Linked DNA regions of Homo sapiens: region 1 is linked to region 2. Evidence: read pairs that join two places in POLR2A ChIA-PET (ENCODE). Cell type or tissue: A673. All regions are shown on one strand. Links, peaks and the distances in the headings refer to the core of each region. The heading gives the core; the rest is flanking DNA.

Region 1 (8,009 bases), core at 3,105-5,604, 410 kb after region 2:
CTTGTTGGCCAGCACTGACCTGGAAGGGCCTATAGAGAGACAGAGCTGGATTAGGCTCTAAAGCGTCTTCAGTGCTGGGTCTCATGTTATTGCATGTAAATTAGAGATCCCCAATATCAAAATGTAGCTATTACATGACAATTCCTTTTCATTAAGAAGCAATTGCTTTTCATTAAGAAGAGGCTTCAAGACACAGGAGCCATGCACCCTGAGGGTATGGGGGTGTCATTAATGCTTAAGGTACTAAATATGCACACCTAGTTTTAGCTATAGACTAAATGATTAATATGGCCTGTATATGTGCTCCTGTTTTTCACAAGTATATGCATACTCTTGTGATGGCAGGATAAGTAATAAGCTCTGGAACCAGACTGCATGGTTTGAGATTCTCCATCTAGAACATACAAGCTTTGTATGTATGTATAATGATGCTAGACAAATTGCTTAACTTCTCTGAGCCTCAACATCCTTGTCTGGGAAATGAATATAATAATAGCATGTACCTCAAAACGTTGTTGTCTACCTTATATTAAATATTTTTTTAAAAATCCTTAGAACAGTCCCTGGTACAAAGTAAGTGCTGTATATATTAACCTTTATTACTACTAATATACAAATTAAAAGAACTACCCAAGACATGGTAGCTGCTTGCAGTTTGTTGTTTTCTCAATCAAAATATATTGAAAGCACAACTGCTGCTGTGTTCCTTAAATGAGCGCAGAGCCAGGGACAGGGCCTAGGGCTCCTGACTACACTTGCCGCATCATTTTTACTATTGCAGATTGCGTGTTTTGTCTCTTTGCTTAATGAAAAGCAATCACACCTTTTGTTGTTATTAAGGGCTTATTGTCATTTAATGGCTACATTTTGCTATTGGAGACTTTTCTAATTTACAAGCGGTAATTGTTCTGGACACGTGACTCTCATTTAGTATCTGCTGAAGAGCCCTTGTTCATAATTATTGCTTCCGTGGTTATGTTATGTATTTATCCAGCCCTTTCTTTAGACAATTGATATGTTGTCCTGGATACCTCCCTGTTGCTGATTTGGAGTTGGTCAATCCATCGCTTCATCAGTGCTCTTAAAATAATGAGTTATGGCATGCTTTGTGATCAGCACATAATGTTCTGAGTGGAAAAAACTCATGGCGACTCTCAGGAGTGCTATTTTTTGTCCCCTTGCCCACTCCTGCACACATGCTTGCTTCTGTTTAGCCAGAACCTCATCTTGCTAATAGTGGTCATAGGAAATTTTCTCACCAATGGGACCTATGTGTGCATATACAAGGGGGTAGTCATGGGGTGTTAGATTTCAGGTAAAATCAGAAGACTTTTTTGTGTTTGGTCTTTTCTCAAGATGGTATCTGTGTTTATTTCCTAGAATTGTTGTAACAGATGACTACAAATTTGATTCCTTGAAACAACAGAAAATCATTGTCTCATAGTTCTGGAGGCTAGAAGTCTGAAATCCAAGTATTAGTAGGACTCTAGGGGAGAGTGCTTCCTTGCCTCTTCTAGCTTCTGCTGGTTGCTAACAATCTTTGACATTCCAGTCTCTGCCTCTGTCTTCTCAAGGCCTTTTCCCATGTGTGTGCATGTATTTCCCCTTTCTCTATGTCCAAATTTTCCTCTACTTATAACGATAACAGTCATTGGATTAGGGCCCAATTAACCTAGTCCACTATGACATCATCTTACCTTGATTATATCTGTAGAGACTTTATTTCCAAATAAAGTCACATTCACAGGTACTTGGGAGTTAGGATTTAAACGTATCTTTTTGGGGGACATAATTTAACTCACAACAGTGGCTTTTCCTTGTCTCTCTTATTTTTCCTAGTTTTTAAATTTTAAAGAAGGGAAAACTCCCTTCCACCCAGTGGCACAGGAATGAGTTGATTTATATGGATTAAAAGTCATAGATGTTAGAAGAGGAGGAAAGTCCTAGAAGAAATTGTAGCCCATTTCTTTCACCAACTGAGGTCTAGGGGAGAGGGGGCTATTTGGCTAAGGTCAGAAATCTGATAAGGGATAGAGCCAGTCGTCAGACTTCATTTCCTGATTCTGAGATTAGGATAGGACTTTTTTTTTTTTTTCATTATCTCTTCATAAAGGTACTGGCAATAGTGGTTGAAAAACCATGTGGCAACAGACATTGAGGCAAATTTCTATAAAACCAGAAATAGCTGGGAAAGCGGAAGCCAGGTTGGACCTGCCAATAGTTGGAATTCTTGGCTGTCTGTAGAGGGTGAATTGACAGCCAAAAGCCCTACCAAGGTCCAAATCTCTCTTCCACCCATTTCAGTTCAATCTGATCAATACTTTTTATTGAGCTAATAACCAGAAGTAGGCCCTGAGGATTCACTGATCACAAGGGTAGAGATTATCCCTGCCTTTACGGAGCTCACAGTACAGTGAGCACCTAAACAGTGCTAGACTCCAATTGCCTACTTATTTTTCTGAGTGCAGTAAGAGAAGGACATAGTAGGGGCATCCATTTTGACCTTGGGGGAAGGGAGGTAGGAGTGGGGGAAGGTCAAAGAGCTGAGATCCCAAAACATGAGTAAGAGTTACCCAGTAAAGGAGCAGTACAAAAGGCTGCAGGTGAAGGAGTATTCCTGACAAAGGGAAGGCTTTGTGTGAGGGCTTGGCGGTGAGAGAGAGAGAAACACATGGTGGAAAAACAGCACGAAATTCAGTTTGCCTGAAGCACAGGGTCTGGGGGGCATCAAGAAGAGCTTTGTAAACTTTGAAGAGATTTGATTTTTTTCCCCTGGGCAGTGGGAAGTCATTTCAGGTTTCTGGGCATGGAGTAGGCATTCAGACTGGGGATCCCAAGTCCCATATGATATTTAACGGAGCTTTATTCTAAACAAATAAGGCTTCAGGGATCTCCATTCTGGGTAGATCCACCTTTCCAACCTTTCCCCCCACATATTTGTTGATTCACAATTAGCCACAGTGCTTGATCGGGCTCTAGAACCAGAGTCCCTTTTATAATGTTTTCAGGTTTTAGTCTGTGGTTGAAGGCCACTGTTCAGTATGTATATTTGTGCACCTGTGTGCTGGGCCCACATCGGAGGCCCAGTACATACTGGCCTCGTCGTTTTTTTTTTTGTTTTTTTTTTTAACTTAATCACATCGGTAATCGCCCCGGGGCCTCCTCCGTTTTTTTTTTATGACAGTTCGCTCTGAATTTAATGTTTGTCTGGATCTGCTTTTACCTTTCCTGCACATGATTTGAGCTATGGTTTGCTCTTCTCTTGTCGATCTGATCCCATGTGTTTTCCATCTTCAGGGAATTCCTCAAATTCTAGTACACAGAGGCACCCTCCTGTTACCCAGTCTCTGTTAATGGTGTTACAGTTAGCTCTCATTCAGGCAATGGAGATTAGCTTATCTTAATGTTTCTCAAGGCTTTTTATTTTTCATTATTGCTCCCCTAAGGAGCCTTTCTGGACATTTTTCCTAATTGTAGGACATTTTAATACCATGACATTTTAATACCAGAGATATACTATTTATGTGTTGTACCTATATCTGTCCTTTATATAGAACAAGGATAAGTATAAGGCCTACTTACTCTTTTTATAACATGAAGGATTAAGAATGACTAACGTTTGCAGTTAACAATTAAGTTAAAAATTAAAAAGCTATTAACAATTAACTTTGTGTGTATTTGCTGAGTACATTTTAATTTAATTTATTTACTTAAAAATTCCAGTGTATCAACTACATATAAAAATTAACAATTTATATAAATTTGTAATATTTAATAGCAAGGTGCTTCAATGTTTAAAAAATTCATCCAAATCTGCTCTTTTTCCGGCGAAAGTAAAGTAATTGAAAAAATTAAATTAGCTTCTTAAAAAATTTTACTGAACTTAACATTTAACTACTGCTTGATATGGGAAAATAACTTCTAATTTAACTAGCTGCTAGACAGTCATTCAGATCTTGCTAACAGTTTTTCTTTATATTTGACATAATTAATAATGGGCTGAATAATGTTATTAGAATTAAATGATAACATATAAACTGAAGATCAAATATAAACCACATTGACAAGGCAGCCAGTGGCAGCCACCTCTGCCATTTAACTTTTAGAATGGGCGATCAATGGAGAGAAAGTTTCCAATCACAGTCATCTATTCACCGTAGTTTTCTAGTACTGATCTGGCACACATTTTGTATGTCTACTATGAAGTCAAGGTCAGTGTTACTAGTATGATACCCAAGAAAACACAACAGGAGAAATTAAATAACAAGCTGTAAGATTTTGTTGGGTAAGGTTGAGCTCTCGAGAGCCAAAAACCATTGTAATATGTAAGTTTTTTTTTTTTCTTCCCTCCCAAAGAACCAACTTCAACCCTTTGGAGACTGTATTGACCCTTTGAGAATGCGTGGCTTATCTGATTGTGTCCTCTTAGGAGTCTTAACTTCCTAACATACGGGGCCCAGGAGAGCTAAGTATTAAAAGGATATGGACAGAGTATGAGAAAAGATTCAGTCATGAGACATTGCTGTGGGTGTAGCACCCTTTGTGGGCCGCTGAAACAAGTGGCCTAGGCTACTAGCATGAGGTTACTACAGTAATGGAGTCAAAGCAGAATTAGGGGCTGCTCCTTGGAGTTCTTGTATCTCTTAGGTTCACTGCATCTCAGTGCTTATCATACAATGAGTAGTTGGTATTTTATAAGTTGTCTGGTCTATCAGCTCTGTGCAGGCATTGGCTGTTTCTATCTTGTTCCTATTGCCAGTTATCTAGCACAGTGCCTGGCACATAGAAAGGGCTCAGTAAATATTTGTTGATAGGATAGAGAGAAGGCACTGCAGGTGGACTCAGCCTACTTCACAGGCTAGATGAGGGCTAGATACAATAACAGGAAAAAGAAGATTCACTATTTGAAAAGAATCCCAAGCCACCACCTCCAAACAAAGCCTTCTCTTTAACACCACCTCATCTCTTTGAGCACCAGGGAGGGAGTCATTGTGGATAGGTGGGTTTGACCATTTGCCATTTAGATAGCAAAGCAGTTTTAATTTGAAAAGTTTTAGTAGTGTCTTTTTAAAATGTGTTAGTCACTACTTTGGTTTTTTAAAGCAAATACTGCTGAATATATTTTATCTTTTGTTGGCAACCTAGAATCTTCCTAATAAGTATCAGTTCTTGAGGTACGGGGATCACTTTATCCTGCAACAAATGGTCTGAGACCAAGAACTTTTTGAGTTCTTGGGCTGGAGTTTCTGAGTTTTTCTGTCTTCTTCCCTGGCAGGCTAGCAGCTATCACTTTGAGTTGTTGTTAGAGGCCTACTGGTAGCACTTGCTCACTGTCCTCCCTCTCATTTGGTAGTTCTAGGATATTCAGATGGAGAGAATTAGCCAACCCTGTAAAAACTTTGTGTAAAGTAGGAGAATGGAAGTTCCTAGTGAGGAGTTGAGGAGTTCTCCTGTAAATAACAATTTCTGAAACTTTGTGTGTAGGTGTGGGTGTGGGTGTGTGCAATTGTGCACCTCTACAGAATCTGTTTTGCCCTTCTTCCCATTATCACCTGAGTTCTGGATGGGTGACATGCACTGATAGGTTTTGTGCTGGATAAGCAAGTGATTAGTATCATATTTTCTCAGAAGAGTTTATGGAGAGTATGTACATGAAGTTTATTTTTGTCTTAATGGACTGTCCAAGATTCCTTTAATGGGGGCTCACCTTTAAATAAGAGACCACAGATTTCCAATTAATAGAAAAAGTAACCTATGGGGATCTAGGTTGTTTTGTACATTGTGGACTGGTACCTGCTCAAATAATCTTATTCAGTAGCACTATCCAACAGTGTTATCAAGAAGTGCTAATTAACTTTTGGTTGGGGAAATGTAATTACTTGAATGGGAATTTTGACCCAGATACTTACCTGTTATTCTCAGGACATTCTAAACTTAAACACAGTTTTCTTTCACCAAACACACTTTAGTAAGAGATAATATCAGTAGCTCTTATAAGTGTGAACAGTACCAATTTTCAGCATATGTGAAGATTAGGTTCCTATGTACATTTAACAAAGTATTTCCAATGTAACATGGCATGTGGCCTCCCTTTGATGTCAATTCCATATTTCTGATTTTAAATCCTTAATCTAATGTATTGCAATAGTACATATTATGTGCACAGGTCTAGAAATGGAAAACCTTTGAAATGGTGCAAATTAATGATGTGTTAAGTATCACAATTTGAATAAAGCAGTGTGAATATCTTGAAAGAATAAAGGGAGAGTAAAGAATAGAAGAAAAACAGGGAGGGAAAAGGAATTCTCAAGGGAAATAATAGGGTTGTGTAAATACTTCACCAAATCGCCAAGACTGACAGCAGAAAAGGTCAAGGTCATTTTAAAATTGCAGGAGACTCAGTTCAAGTTGCCTTTGAGAAGTAATGATGTTTTGAGCAACTCAAAACTGAATTTAAGATTTGGTATTGGGGGCAAAAGGGGATCACAGAAGGACTCCAGGCCTGCTACCTCATTGTCTGACAAATTCCTATGTTCTGGGTCTGGGGTCAGGACCCTGCCCATCCTGCCCCCATTATTGTCACCATATTTCCCAGGCATCCAAGCCTCTGTGAGCTGGTAGGGTTTGTTATGCACTTACAGCAAAACTGACATTAGGAGCACACTCAGTACAGCTAACAGATCAAGTGCAGGTTCCTAAATGTGGGCTTGTTGAACATCCCTGGCCTTTCAGTGTTAAAGATGGACATAGAATATTTACTTGTATCTGTTTTTTCATGAAGGCTTTTGATACTTTGCCATGATATTTCATGTTTTTCCTTTTTTTTTTTTTTTTTTTTAAACCAATGGCTGCTACCTGGCATTAGAAAGCCAAATCACATTATAGCATTTTGGATCAGAGCTAGTTGTGAAGGCATTTTTAGAGTAGTTTTTTTCAGTCATTCTTTCCCTTTTATTCATTTTAAAAAGCTGGCCTTTATGATTTATTATGTAGGCTGCACACAACAAACATTCCCTCACTGGGATATTCTATACTCATCACTGAGAAATTTTAGCAATAAATTATATTCCCTAAGTGTAAGGAAGCAATTCCTGGGTAGTGTATGAAGTTCTACTCTGAATAGGCAGGTGTGTGTTCTGTATGGCACTGCCCATGTGGGTGTGGAGTGAGGAAACAGGAAAAAATGAAGGCAGAGCAGTCACGGGAGGAGGGCAATGGCTGAGAAGGAAAACAGTTATCATCCACTTCTGTCTCTCATTTTCCTTCCAGTTGCTCCTACTTGGTTGGTAAGTGTCTAAGTACAAAGCCCTCCATAAGCCCAGGTTATCCTCCTGGGAAAGGGGCCTCTGCTACTCTTCTACCTTTGTAGAAAGAAAGGAGGATGTTCACATGAGCCTGTCACTTACTGTGTACCTTCACACATGCTCTGTATACTGTGCTGAGTGGTGATACATCCACCAAAATTCATGTCTACCCAGAATTTCAGAATGTTGCCTTATTTGGAATAGGGTTTTTGTTTGTTTGTTTGTTTTTGTTTTTGTTTTTGCAGATGCATTACCTTCAATGGCAAAAAAAAAAAACCCAGAGTTACTTTTGCAAGAACCTAGTAATCAAATTAATACAAGGTCATACTTAATTAGGATCAACCCTAAATCCAATCAGTGGTGTCTTTATAAGGAGAAAGAGATTTGGAGACGCACGGAGACATACCAGGCCATATGAAGACGAGGGCAGAGATTGAAATGATGCAGCTACTAGCCAAGGAAGCATGTCTCTGTTGACAACTTGATTTCAGACTTCTAGCCTCCAGATCTGTGAGGGAATGCATTCCTGTTGTTTTCAGACATCCAGTTTGCGATTTTGTTATGGCAGCCCTAGGAAAATAATACACTCTGTTGATAAGGACTTATGGCAACCCTGACAGGTGGATACTCTTAGATGCCTTTTATGTCTGAAGGTCTTACTGAGGAAGCTGAGTCTTACTGAGGAAGTCCTGCTTCCCTTGCAGC
Region 2 (7,607 bases), core at 33-2,532:
TCGGTGACATGACACTGATTTTTGGGAAGGCCTTCTGGTATGGAAATGGCTACATCAAGAACTAATTGTACCTCACTGAAATGAGTGATAATAGGGGTATATCAAAAGAACTATGGATGCTTGGAGGACGGTGCGACGTGGGTTCTGAAATTATGACCCTTCTGCCTTTAGCCCAATTTATTCAACAACAATTTTATTAGACCTTAGTAAAATATGGTGTACCAATCATATTAAAGAGCTAGTGGTGCTGCAGATTATTATTCTTTCTGTGTATTTACCTGCGACAACTGTAATTTTAACACCAGTTTCAACACAGTGGGCAGCAGTTACAATCCATTTTTCATTAACGATAGAGCCTCCACAGAATGCATCAACTTTACCATTCAAAACAACCTGTGAAAACAAAATTAAGACTCTTACTGCATAATACATTTGATCTAGAAAAAAATAAATATGTGTGCTGGTTACAGGAATAGGCAAAATATTGGCTTCTAGGTGCTGGCAGAAATGGAATGTTTCTGGAAATGTGAGCTTTGCAGATGAATTAGTGTTTTTGGTGCATAAACAAAAAAGCCATTTATGTAACTGCATTGAAAGCAACACACAATGAGAGACAGGGAAGCTTAAGCTTAGGCAAATCTGAGGAATGGCTTCTTTTGGTGATTTGAGGTCCTTGGATTTTTTCCCCATGAGTCAGTTTCTCTGATGGCAAAATTTGCTTCATGGGGATACAGCAGATACATTAGGAAACACACTGGCTTGACTCCTTGAGATTAATAGTTATTAGGGTGTTCCCTGTACCTACATGATGAAATTTTTTTTGCTACATGTTACTCAAAAGAGAAAAACTACTGATTTTTCTAGGAGGTCTTTTCAAACCCTTTTCAAACTGGAATATTATGAAGCAAGACCTAAGGCCTCCATAAGGGCTGTGCTTATAGCCATCCAGGCAGTGAGGAATAGCAGGGCTCATTCATTCTTTCCACTCTCTCTTAACCATATTCTACTCCCCTCTGGCTGGATAGTAAGCTGCCTTTGTCCTAAAATATCAACTTAGCTGTGCTTGAATTTTGGGCAAAGTGGACAAAGCAGTGACGCATTGAGCCTGGGTATTATTAGATAAGAGGCAAGTCCATTATCTCAACTGGATATTCGTTGCATAATTACAGTCGACAATGAATATTTTCTCCATCTCAATGTCTAGATCGACTTGGAGGATTTCAGTTCCAGTTGTAAGCAAGTGCCTTGATCCACCTTTATAGGAAGAAAGCTGGGAAGTGTGAACACTAGAGGGCACACTCAACATTTGGTAAATCCTTTTCAGGACCTGACTAGTTCTGAACGACTGCCCTTGTATTAAAGTGCACACAGTCTTAGGCATGAACCCATTCATAAACAAGGGAAACGAGGTAGTCCATCACTTTAAGTGGATATCAGATGGTCCTTGGGGCATGTTCTTTTTGTCCTGAATTTAATTTACTGAACACCTACTATGTCCTAGACACTGAAGCACTAGCCTCCTACCTGGAGACCTACAAAGCTGACTCATTAAAGGGCTCTGACTTCCTTTTTCATACTCTGGCTCTCCCTCTCTTTTTTTTTTTTGACGGAGTCTTGCCCTGTCACCAGGCTGGAGAGCAGTGGTGAGATCTTGGCTCACTGCAACCTCCGCCTCCCAGGTTCAAGCAATTCTCCTGGGACTACAGGCGCATGCCACCATGCCCAGTTAATTTTTGTATTTTTAGTAGAGATGGGGTTTCACCATGTTGGCCAGGATGGTCTCGATCTCTCAACCTCGTGATCCGCCCGCCTTGGCCTCCCAAAGTGCTGGGATTACAGGCGTGAGCCACTGCACCCGGCCATTTCCCTCTTTTTCTAGCTGTTGCTTTTAATTCTGAAATGTTGTAAAAATACAGAAAAAACTACATAATATAATAAACACCAGTGTGCATACAACCCAGTCTTAACAATTTTCCTAAATTTTTGAACATTTATTGAGTGTTTACTTTGGGCTAATCATTGTGGTGTTTTAAAGACATTTAATACAACATAATATCCTTATGACATGATATTAATATATTTATTTATAGATGCATGAGCTAAAGTTTAGAGGTAAACATTAACTCCCCTGAGATCAGTTGGTAAAGCTAGGAAGCAAACTCAAGTCTGCCCGGCTCCAGAATTTGTGCTCCTAAGCACCCAAATTCGGTCCAGGCATGGTCTGTGGACCAATTGCAGTAGAATCATCTGGGGATCCTTATAAAATGCAGATCTGGGGGCTAATCGAAGCTTAATTTATCAGAATATTTGGTGGGTGGGACTGGGTAAAAGGAAGCTCTCCAGAATATTCTTTACATAATTAAGTTTGAGACCTGTTATATATCTACTGAATCAGAATTTCCAAGACTTGATAATCTTTATGTTTTAAAAGTCCTCACTCCGGGCAGGAATGGCTACATACTTTGTGGGGCTCAGTGAGAAATAAAAATGTGGGGCCCCTTGTTCAAAAGCTAGGAAGAAAAGTGCCATGGAAGATACTAAAATACAAAACTTTTGCTTTCCTCTGTAGTCTCTTTTGCAACCCATCTTGTTACATTTTTAAAATTTGCCATTTAATATTTTGCTCCTTCTAGCATGGGGATATTTGCTGGGGCAGTGCAGACCCTCAAAGGTGCCCAGGAAGTGCACCCTACAATTTAACACCCACATGTCCTTAGGATCCCCTGCCTGCCAGCCACAGGACACTGGGCCCCAGCAGGGGATGATGTGTCAATCTTCCCTTGTCACTGGCCTACTGTGGCAATCAAGGTGGAGAGGTGATTCCCAAGGGACTGCAACTTTCATGCCAGGATGTGTTCCATGCCTGAAATAGAGGTGGACAAGGGGTGTGCCCCCACCATTCACCCTCCAAATGTGCTGTGGCGCATTCTTGGTCCAGAGATGCCACATGGCCAAGCCCCCTTCCAAGATAGCATAGGGCACGTGCACCTGACCAACCTTAACTCTCCCTGCTCCTATGCCCATGTCCCCGCTGGGGGAGGGGAGTGGCAATGGTAGCTAGGTAGGGATGAGGAGGGAGAGCATGTCTGGGCACCATGGGGTGGCAGTGCTCATTGGGCAGGTGTTTGGAGGGAGAGCCAGGGCTGGCTAAGGCACCAGGTGGTAGGGGAGTGGGAGGTCGAGAAACCACCCCGGAAGGTGGTGAGAAGTGAAATGGGGCTGCAGGGATTCAAGTCCCTAGGTAGCACATGCTCTGGCTGTCTCATCAGACTTCAGTTACAAAACAAAAATGCAAAGCAGTAAACCTCAGATGCACGACCTGTCTCAGTGCAAAGCCCTGCGTAAGTACGCCGGTCATAAGACCATGTGTCTGGCTGTAACTCCAATTGATTGTCAGCATCAATAAAACTTGGCCAACACTGTTATATACTGGTATTGATAGTTACAACTGAACATATTTGTTTAAGCAATTGGAATTAAGAATTCACATGCAATGATATCACGGTCCTTCTCCTCTGGTTAGTGTATTGGGGGGAAATTGGACATCTCTCAGCTCAGTAGGCTAGTTAGGCCAGGATGGATGACATCCACAGCCCCTGGGCAGAGAGATTATGATGTAGCTAGTCTGACTCCTGACAAAGACTTGCTTCCTGGAGCTTCTACTACTTTCTGGTGGATGGCTAAGAAATATGGTTGTGTTCTTTTAAGTCTGAAGAGCATTATTTTTGCCAACCCCTGACCAAACATCCTTGCCAAGGAAAAGGCCTAAAATATATTTGCATTTAAAGATATTACAAACTACTTGGTTTTGGAATGTTTGGCCGTTCAGGATCATAGCTATCAAAATATTAGCTATTTGGGGTATGAGATGTCTGCTCGGTCAAGGACAAGTTCTTAAAGACATCATGTTGGGGAATAATGGGGAAAATGGGAAGGCATATGCTCTGAGTAAGACATCTGAGTTATAATCTGTCAAACATTTTTGTTAGTCATAGTCTAATGGGAGCCTGTTTTCCCTCTTTCAGACTCACACATACACAAAAACCAACAACACACATGCTTCTACAAAATATACATTCACATCTGAATTTATGCTCTTCATTGACAATGCCAGCCCAGAACAACAGCTCTTACCCTTTGGTTTTCTTCCTAACCTTTAACTCCAACGTAACCGTTACCTGCGATTTCAGTAAAACCATTATTCTCCCTACTTACCCACCCAAGTTGTACAATAAAGAGTGTTTGCTCTCACTCATATACAAAGCAAATTCATTTGTTTGTGATGTACAGCTTGCTATGCCCACAGATGTGGTTTGCCTAGTCCTTTGCTCTAGGTCATTTGACTGGGAACAGATGGGATGCTCACTTTGGTTTTTAATGGTTAACTAGTCATTGAAATGCATTTCATCAAATAATCTTAGAGGATAATTGTTTAAATGTCTGTCCAGACTAGCTTTGTAGAGCCAGGTGCGATTACACATGTCACGTTCTTATTTCTCTTAATTGAATTTTTATCATCTGAGATAGGAATAATAGAGGGCTTTTTCAAGTGAAGATATTACTATAGTCTTAAGACCTTAGTGTAACATCCTGGCCCCTAAGGAAAAACAAGTTCTGGTTCATACATATAATAACTTTGCATGTTATCTGCCACTGAGATGTGTCCTAATCGAACAGAAAGGATTGAATCTCTGTAGCTAGCTGTACAGGGCAAGAGCTGTACAGGGTACCTTTAAAGATAGCTTCAGGCCAAAGCTGAGGAAAGTGGATGGAGACTGGGGAAAATGCTAAGACATTTTAAAGATTTTCTTTAGGTCAAAAATAGAATAAGAAATAGACCATTTCCCTGGACATTTTCTGTAGGTTAATACGGTTAACTATCGGTAAATGCATATGCTACAACTTAATATAAGCATAAGGAAAGCTTAATCACTTGGCTTCCATTGTATTCTTTTTTTTTAATCTAATAGAATGATCTTCAAATTGTTAAATGTAGAATAAATACGCCACACACCGAACTGAGGCCTATGGTAAAACAGAAAATGGAAAAACCAGGTACTTCACATAAAGGGCCAAATAGTTCTTCGGAAATGTGGGAGGAATTTTTGGGGCCAGTTTGCGCATGCTTAGAATTGTCAGCTGGCAGGGTCATGGGCATGGGATCCAAACCAAATTAAAGCTTTAGAAAGCCAAAATGCGGTGTTGCTTCTTTAAATCTGTCGGTTTTGAGCTGTTGATGAAAGCTATCTAGTAATACAGGCGTTGCAGTTTCCCTTTTTTCACTAATATTCAAAGGTTTTCATTTCTTCCCTACGTGGCGGTATGCAATTCAAGACTTGTTTTAGTTTACTACACCTCTAGACATATACTAACTCTAAGAAAAACTCATTTCTGTTCCTGTGTAGTGCATTTAACCCTCTAGCTTCCTCTTTCTACTCCTGAAGTATTTCTTCAGAGACCCTGCTTCCTTTCCCGAGTTCTCAAGGAGCTCTGAGCCCATCGCTGGGCATCTGGAGGGAAACTGAAGTACCTCCTTCCATTGGCCTCACGCCGTTCCTGTCCGGAACCTTCTAACCTTGCGCGACTTTAGAAGCTGGCCCGGCCCGCCAGTGCCTTTGGCTTTAGGAGGTAGCAAACAGGATGGGGCCGGCAGCGCCGTTCCGGAACCATAGGGGGCTCCTGGGAAGCTACCATCGCGAACAAGGCGCGGCTGCGTTGGCCCTTGGCTCCAGCCTGGCAAGCTGAGGTGAAAGCCCTGGAATAAGGTAAGAAATGAGCGTGACCGCAGACGGGATACGTGCTAGGTGAACATGGCTCTGTAGGGTCTCAAAGCTGGACAGGATCCCAGCAGTCCCTTAGCCTGCTCTGATCTCTGGCCAGGTGAACAAATGCCCTCTCCCTGAATGGGGCTATCTAGCCGCTGCTGTCCCCAGTGACAGAACAGCTCTTTAAGTCAACAATTCCGACAAACATTTGTTCAATCAACATTTGCTCCCAATGCTGCCCAACCTGCGTAACCAACCCAGTGGTTGTTGGTTGGAAAGGGCTTTCTTAATGGAGGTCAGAATCGTCTTGCCTGCTTGCAACTTTCACCCTTAAGTCCACAAAGAAGTTGTCTTCCCCTTTCCCTTGTGGCTCTTGCAAACAGCTCACCTACACCTTTTCTTTAACAGACTAACCATTTCTAGTTTGTTCAATCTGTTCATTACTCCAGATGAAAGTGAACTCTCTATGTTCTTCTTTGTGAGATTTCTTCACCAAGTGATCACTTTATTTCCCACCCTGGCTAATTTGAAAGATAAAAGAAACAACTCTGAAGAGAAAGGTTCTTATGAAGCATCAGCATTTTGAAACACTCTTTTCTAGGTGACACTGCTAAACAGTATTTCATATTTCAAAGCTAGATATATAATGTTTTCACCACTGAAGCCCCAGCTGTTGCTTGCTTTCTCTTGATGCCTTAGTCACAGCAGGTTTGCTGCAGTCTGATCTGCAATCAAATCTAGTATTTCCTCCCTGCAGATTAACCATGACATGGTGGAGCTGGCCCATCCACAAATGAGGAGAGATTCTGGTTTCTTTCATTTCCTGTTTCATTTTGTCTAAAAATGACTTTTATACACTCAATTTATCTCATATTTTTGAAAACCAGTAACCATTCATAAGGAACTGGATGGAGGTGGTGTGGAGGAAACAATGCAGAAGTATGACAGGGTCTTTCACAACTATTCTGGAAAGTAGCTCAGCTTCTTGCCTTTGGAAAAGAATAAAAGTGCTTTGAATCTGTACACATCAGTAATCTTAGTTCATGTGGATGAAATAGGGAGTGAACATATGTGCATGTGTATGTGTGCACATGCATGTATGAGTGATCTTGAACATTCCAAATGATCTTAGCTAGGCTTGACAGCAAAAAGACAACAGGTACAATAACTATAAGTGTGCAGTGAGGTCATGAAATGATTTGAAATAATGTGTATCATTTATATCTTCTCCCTCCCGGAACAACCACAACCACCATCTCATAGTCTTTTCTGCTTGAAAAGAAAATAAGGTGTCTGCTTGAGTTACTAAACTTTCTTTCAGGAAACATCTGCATTGTTAATGCATTGGCAAACATCTGGTTTAAAGGGGGTGGGTGAGAAACGGAAATGATGTGACTAAATTGAGCCTTTATACCCTGTTCCCCTTTTTAGTTCTGATTTAAATGTATTTGCCATTTCATTTCTGGAATGACAAGGAGACAATGCTAAACTCACAAAGCAGACATCCTTTTTTTTTTTTTTTTTTAATCTTGGACTTTTTTTTTTTTTTTTTTTTTGAGACGGAGTCTCGCTCTGTCGCCCAGGCTGGAGTGCAGTGGCGGGATCTCGGCTCACTGCCAGCTCCGCCTCCCCGGTTCACGCCATTCTCCTGCCTCAGCCTCCCGTGTAGCTGGGACTATAGGCGCCTGCCACCACGCCGGGCTAATTTTTTGTATTTTTGGAAGAGACGGGGTTTCACTATGTTAGCCAGGATGGTTTTGATCTCCTGAATCTTGGACTTTTAAAAACGGAAGTTATCTTCTTAGCTAATATATTCTCCTGGGTTCTTGGATCCCCTACTCT

The links. ChIA-PET counts read pairs that join two places held together with the same protein. Peaks named below come from ENCODE experiments on the same cell type or tissue, not always from the same donor. Only the 100,000 strongest peaks of a DNase experiment are listed, where the experiment ranks them.
Region 1: POLR2A ChIA-PET joins it to region 2 with 6 read pairs; 2 of 35 experiments call an interaction of 5 or more read pairs at or near these places.

Annotation. Positions count from the first base shown.
Region 1 is chrX:139,147,434-139,155,442 of GRCh38, reverse strand. It overlaps a transcript of FGF13 not described here. Among named protein-coding and RNA genes, the nearest start is that of F9, 380 kb to the left of the region's middle. In A673, for the core only: no CTCF peak of the experiment used is centred there; no DNase peak of the experiment used is centred there.
Region 2 is chrX:139,553,527-139,561,133 of GRCh38, reverse strand. F9 (coagulation factor IX) reads right to left here. Exons shown (of 8, transcript NM_000133.4): 7 at 279-393. Among named protein-coding and RNA genes, the nearest start is that of F9, 27 kb to the right of the region's middle. In A673, for the core only: CTCF peaks have their summits at 1,072 and 1,275 (motif pointing right); a DNase peak (open chromatin) is centred at 1,293; H3K27ac peaks cover 369 bases.